Linked DNA regions of Homo sapiens: region 1 is linked to region 2. Evidence: chromatin loops called from intact Hi-C (ENCODE). Cell type or tissue: heart right ventricle. All regions are shown on one strand. Links, peaks and the distances in the headings refer to the core of each region. The heading gives the core; the rest is flanking DNA.

What was found. Peaks named below come from ENCODE experiments on the same cell type or tissue, not always from the same donor. Only the 100,000 strongest peaks of a DNase experiment are listed, where the experiment ranks them.
Region 1: a loop joins it to region 2, with 2.0 times the contacts of the local background. A loop is called at or near these places in 8 of 110 quality-filtered maps.

What each region holds. Positions count from the first base shown.
Region 1 is chr1:14,777,955-14,780,865 of GRCh38, reverse strand. All of the region lies in intron 1 of KAZN (kazrin, periplakin interacting protein), which reads right to left. Among named protein-coding and RNA genes, the nearest start is that of KAZN, 180 kb to the right of the region's middle. RefSeq lists an enhancer at 1,299-1,829. In heart right ventricle, for the core only: CTCF peaks have their summits at 1,326 and 1,530 (motif pointing left); a DNase peak (open chromatin) is centred at 1,525.
Region 2 is chr1:14,913,968-14,916,878 of GRCh38, reverse strand. The region is part of intron 1 of KAZN (kazrin, periplakin interacting protein); the gene reads right to left. Among named protein-coding and RNA genes, the nearest start is that of TMEM51-AS1, 240 kb to the left of the region's middle. In heart right ventricle, for the core only: CTCF peaks have their summits at 1,137 and 1,345 (motif pointing left); a DNase peak (open chromatin) is centred at 1,338.

The DNA.
Region 1 (2,911 bases), core at 93-2,592, 140 kb after region 2:
TTTTGAACTTTTATCAGTTTATACCTCAGTCAATAGCGGAGCTCAGGACTCAATTCACTCTAGACTGGTGATCATCAGTCATTGTCCCTACAATATCAGAAGGAAAATCATACACGATCATCACCTGTTAGTGTCCATGGTATTCCAGGTGCCATGCTGAGCACTTCGTATTTTTTATTTCATTCTGTTTCATCTGTAGCCTCTAGAATAGTACTTTGTCTTAATTGTGAAATGCCTAGGCCCCATGAAAGAACTAAGAGGTTTATTTATAGCATCTTGCTTAATTTTCACACCAACCCTATGGGGCAGATTCTAATTACTATCTCCATTTGACAGAAGAGAAACCGGAGGCTCCCACATGTTATGCAACTTGCCAAGGCCATCCAGGCAGTGAGTGGGAGGACATGGCTCATCCATTCACTCAACAGATAGTTTTTGGGCTAATGCAATAGTAAATGAACCCACAAACTAGCTCCTCCACACATTCCAGAGTGGAGGAGACACTCAACCTCCAAATGCCTGCTAGAGAGATGCGCTAGGAATGAGATAAAGCAAGAGAGAGGGGAGGCTGGGAAGAGACAGGGAGGGCATCTCTGAAGACGTGACATCTCAGCCAAGACCCAAAGGACAAGCCAGAGGGGCTGCACAGAGAGCAAAGATCGGGCCAAGGCTTTGAGGCAGAGGCAACAGCAAACTCAAAAGCCCTAAAGAAGAAACACGTTTAGCTCAAAATTGGTTCTGATGCCCTAAAAGCTTTCCATATTCTAAAGCTCTCCCTTGGGACTCAGACAATACCTGGGATCATATCAAGACATACCTCATGCGTTTGTTGGGAGGAATTAATGAGACAAAGCTTGTCAAGCACTTAGCAGTGAGCCTGACACCAGTGAAATGTTACCTGTTATTGCAAAATCATCATTAACCCCAGGTACACTGCAATTAGCATCAGCAATGCACGAGAGAATGTATACCCATCACTAGCCTTGAAATATTTCTTAAACGGGAGTCAACTTTTTGTGTCTTGTTTACGTGTCACTTCACTTTGGGAGAGGTCACTGGTAAATCAGCTGCCAAGAAAAGAAAGTTGAACAAATTCTCTACTGAATAATGGGGTTGTTTAGAATACACTGAGCCTTAATCCCAGGAAAAAAATAACAAAGCCAAACCCTTCCCAGGAACTGTTCATAGAAGAGAGCCTGTCAGCAGGAAATTAACAAAGTGCACAGCAGATAATCAATAGTAACCAGCCCAGGAAATAAAGAAGAAAGCAATTGCCCTGTAGACCTACATCTCATTTGTTTAGTATTTCTGCGAGGTCAGGGGCCGATGTCAATCCATCATGGTTCTTAAATTCAGAAGTAAATATATTCATGAGCAGCAAGGGGCAAGCTGTTTGTCATGCAAGAGGCCTGCACGTGCAAAGGCCGGGGAAGGTATGAGAGTGCCCCAGGAAGCTTCTGGCCGTACCCTCCAATGCCAAGAGCTGGGAGCCTGCAGGCTCCAGAAAAGCCCCAGAGGGAAGCCGGGGGGCCCACACTGCCTCCTAGTGGCAGGATGTGTAGGAGTCATAAATTCTGTGGTCTCTAGTTTGCCAAACTAATCTGGGAATTGGATCTGGTGGGTTGTTTGTCCAAAGATGACTGCAAGGATGTTTCCCATTCTCCATGGCACATGGTCTTTCGCCATGTGGCCTATGGAGAGGTGGAGGGATTTCCTGACCTTGGATTTGGGTGGGCCCTGTCTCGCGGAACACAGAGAAAGTGACACTGGGTAAATTTGAGGCTGAGCCTTAAAAGGTCTGCAGCTTCACCTGTGTCATGGAAACACTCACTCTTCAGATTCACGAAAAAGGAGCCCAAGCTAGTCACATGACCAGAGCCAGGTGCAGAGAGAAAGAGAGAGGCCTCAGGCTCCCAGTGTTCCCACCCAGGTGCCAGACCCACAAGTGAAGCTGCCTTGGACATCTCAGCCCAGCTGCTGTCCAAATGCAGTCTCATGAAAGTTCCTGCCGGCTGCATGTGAGCAGAAAAACCCAGCCCAGCTTTACCAGAATTCTTGACTTACAGAATTCTGAGCAAATAAAAATGGTTGTTTTTTTAAGCTGCTAAATTTTGGGGTTGTTACCAAGCAGAGTCCACGGGTGGTATAAAAATACTGGGGGTTGTTACGTGGCAAAAGAGAACTGAAACACTGGATAACCAGTACCTGTGATGTGTGTGCACCTTGGGTTTTTCTGAGGATCTTGTGGAGATGAGGAATTGTGAGCAAAAGGGGAGGTGGCATTAGTACTGAGAAATAAAAATAAAATCCTAAGCTTCCCAATGGACTGAACGGATCTCCACTTGGCCAAGGGAACCCAGAGAAATGTAACAAGCTGAGTTCCCTGCCCTGACGGGACGGGAGGCATTGCCTCATGATGTCCCCTTCCTCTCTAACTGCCATTGGATGTGGGTTTTTTTTTTTTTTTTTTTTCTTAAGGGTTAAACAGAAAGCAGGCTTTTTGGAAGAGTGGCCAGGCTCCCCTTCCTTTTGCGGTTTTGACACAACAACCAGCCAGCATTCTTTCCTGGTAAGAGACCACCAACTATAAATGTTTCTGGCTGGTTTATGGAGGCTGCAGGCAGGATGCCTTTGTGTCCTCTGTGTCACTTTTGATGGAGACAGCCTAATTTTAATGCATTTAAATGTTAAGACTCAGAGACTCCATCTTGAATAGAGATTGGGTAAAATAAGGCTGAGACCTACTGGGCTGCATTCCCAGGAGGTTAAGGCACTCTTTTTCACAGGATGAGACAGGAGGTTGGCACAGGATACAGGCCATAAAGACCTTGCTGATAAAACAGTTTGTAGTAAAGAAGCTGGCCAAAACCCACCAAAACCAAGATGGTGGCGAGAGTGACCTTTGATCGTC
Region 2 (2,911 bases), core at 216-2,715:
GCAGTGGTATGATGATGGCTCAATGCAGCCTCAAACTCCTGGGCTCAAGCAATCCTTCTGCCTCAGTCTCCCAAGTACCTAGGACCACAGGTGTGCCACCACCATGCCCAGCTAATTTTTAATTTTTTTTGTAGATATAGGGTCTCACTGTGTTGCCCAAGCTGCCGCAAACTCCTGGCGTTAAGTGGTCCTCCTACCTTAGCCTCCCAAAGCACTAGAATTACAGGTATGAGCCACCACAGTGGGCCCCAAGTTAGATTCTTAATTGTAACAAAATAATAAAGTCCTTCCTTATCCAGGGGCCACATCTCACCTTTTCTAAGTCCCTTTTTGAAGAGTTCAAGTAGGAAAGTTTCTGCAGAAAGTTAAAATGTTGCAGCTTATTGAGAATTAAAAGAATAGACTGGGTGTGGTGGCTCACGCCTGTAATCCCAGCAGTTTGGGAGGCCAAGGCAGGTGGATCACCTGAGGTCAGGATCACCCGAGGTCAAGATCAGCCTGGCCAACATGGTGAAACCCCATCTCTACTAAAAATACAAAAACGAGTTGGGCATGGTGGCACACACCTGTAATCCCAGCTGCTCGGGAGGCTGAGGCAGGAGAATCGCTTGAACCCGGGAGGTGGAGGCTGCAGTGCACCAAGATCATGCCACTGCATTTCAGCCTGGGTGACAAAGCGAGACTCTGTCAAAAAAAAAAAAAAAAAAAGAACAACAGTGAAAATACTACAAATAATAATAATAATGGCAAACATTTACATAGCACTTACTATGTGCCAGGCAGTGTTCTAAGAATTTAAATATTAATTTAATCCTCCCCACAACCCAGAGAGGTAAGTGTACTATTATTATCATCCCCACTTTACAGATGAGGAAACAGACACAGAGAGGTCAAGTCACTTACCCAAAGTCACACAGCCAGTAAGTGATGGAAGCAGGACTAAAGCCCACGTAGTCTGGCTGCAAGGTCCATACTCATAGCCATGATGCTGCCTTGGCAATAGGTGTCATTTACTGAGCACTGACATCAGTCCAGGGACTGTGCTTTCCGGCTCATTCAACCCGCCAAGCCACCCTATCCCCAGGTTCCAGATGAGAAAATGAAGGTTTAGGGAGACAAAAAGGACTCATCCAAGGTGATGTGGCTGGAAAAGGCAGCGTTGGGAGTCTGTCAGAATTGAGGGGTATCCTCTGCGAAACTGCCTCCCACATCAGGGGTTATGGAGAATGCATGCCTGTGGGCAGCGGGGAACAGTCACCTCTTCATTCTTCATAAAGAGGGGGGACTCAGAGGGAACCCTCAGCAGTGCTGCTGGGCAGGATGTGTCCTCTGCTGCCCCTGGTGGCTACTAGCGGAACTTCTTCTTCCCCAAGTGGGACCCTTGGCTCTGGGAATCGTGACACTATGTTCACCATTGCAATTTTCAGACTCTGTGTCTCCATTTCCTGCGTGTGATTTGAGAGACACAGAGGGCCAGGGGCCAGCAAGGGGCCCAAGAAAAGAATAACAGTTACTGTTTACTGAGCACTGCCACCTCTATGCCAGGCACTCTGCTGGAGACTCCTTACTTAAAAGTTACCATTTAATTAATCAATGCACAGATATATAATCATGATTGTTAAGAGCTATTAATAGTAGACAGAGCAGTTTACACATATTAGCTCATTTTCTTTTCTTTTTTTCTTTCTTTTGAGGCGGAGTTTCGCTCTTGTTGCCCAGGCTGGAGTGCAATGGCACGATCTTGGCTCACCGCAACCTCCGCCTCCCAGGTTCAAGCAATTCTCCTGCCTCAGCCTCCCGAGTAGCTGGGATTACAGGCATGCACCACCACGCCCGGCTAATTTTGTATTTTTAGTAGTGATGGGGTTTCTCCATGTTGAGGCTGGTCTCGAACTCCTGACCTCAGGTGATCCGCCCGCCTCAGCCTCCCAAAGTGCTGGGATTATAGGCGTGAGCCACCGCGCCTGGCCAATATTAGCTCATTTTCATCCCCAGAAGTACTATGTAAGTACCAGTACTATGTAAGTGCTATTGCTATTACTATCCTCATTTTATCAATGAGGGATCCAAGGTTCAGAGAGGTTAAGCAGGTTGCCCCACATCACACAGCTAGTATAAGGTGGAGCTAAGATTCAAACTTAGAAAGTTCTGGCTCCAGAACCTGTTCTCTTAACCATTATGCCATTATCAATGGGACTGGGATGGAGCCCCTGCCACCCATTCTCGAAGGCAACAAAATGATCCCAAAGAGCAGGCTAGGGAACTGCTTCCAGATTCTTGCTGGGTCAGCGGTGAGGTCCAAGGATGCCGGCCAGGCCTGTCCCTTTAAGGCTTAAAGTGCCCATCTCTCCTAGAGAAACTCATCTCCCTCAGTGGCTACAAGGAAGTTGGAACAATAGAGTAAGAGCCCCTGTGTAGTCGTGCCTGGGCCTTTCCTGGGAAGATCTCTGTGCTACCGGCAAATAGTAATTAGGCATCCCAACACCGATGGGGGTTTAGTTGTTCAAAGACAAAGCTGGCTTTTCTCCTGTTGGTGGGTGAGAAATGCAAAGCCCAGAGAGGCAGACACTTGCCCAGGGGGGTACAGCAAATCAAGGGCCAGGGGGACTAATCAGGTAAGCCCTAGGGCAGCGGTTCTCAAAGTGTGGCCCCTGATCAGCTGCAGCAGCATCTCTCCTGAGCATGGAGGAGAAATGCAAATTCTTGGCCCCACCCCAGACCTCCTGAATCAGAAACCCAGGAGGCGAGGCCCAACAGTCTGTTTCCACAGCCCTCCAGGTGACCCTGTTGCTGTGACAGCTGAGGGCCACTGCCCTGCCCAGAAGGGCTGCTAGGTCTTCATGCCCTCTGAGTGGGGAGGAAGGAGGCAGTGGAGCGTGGCAAGGTCGCGTTTTCAGTGGCTGTGGTGTCG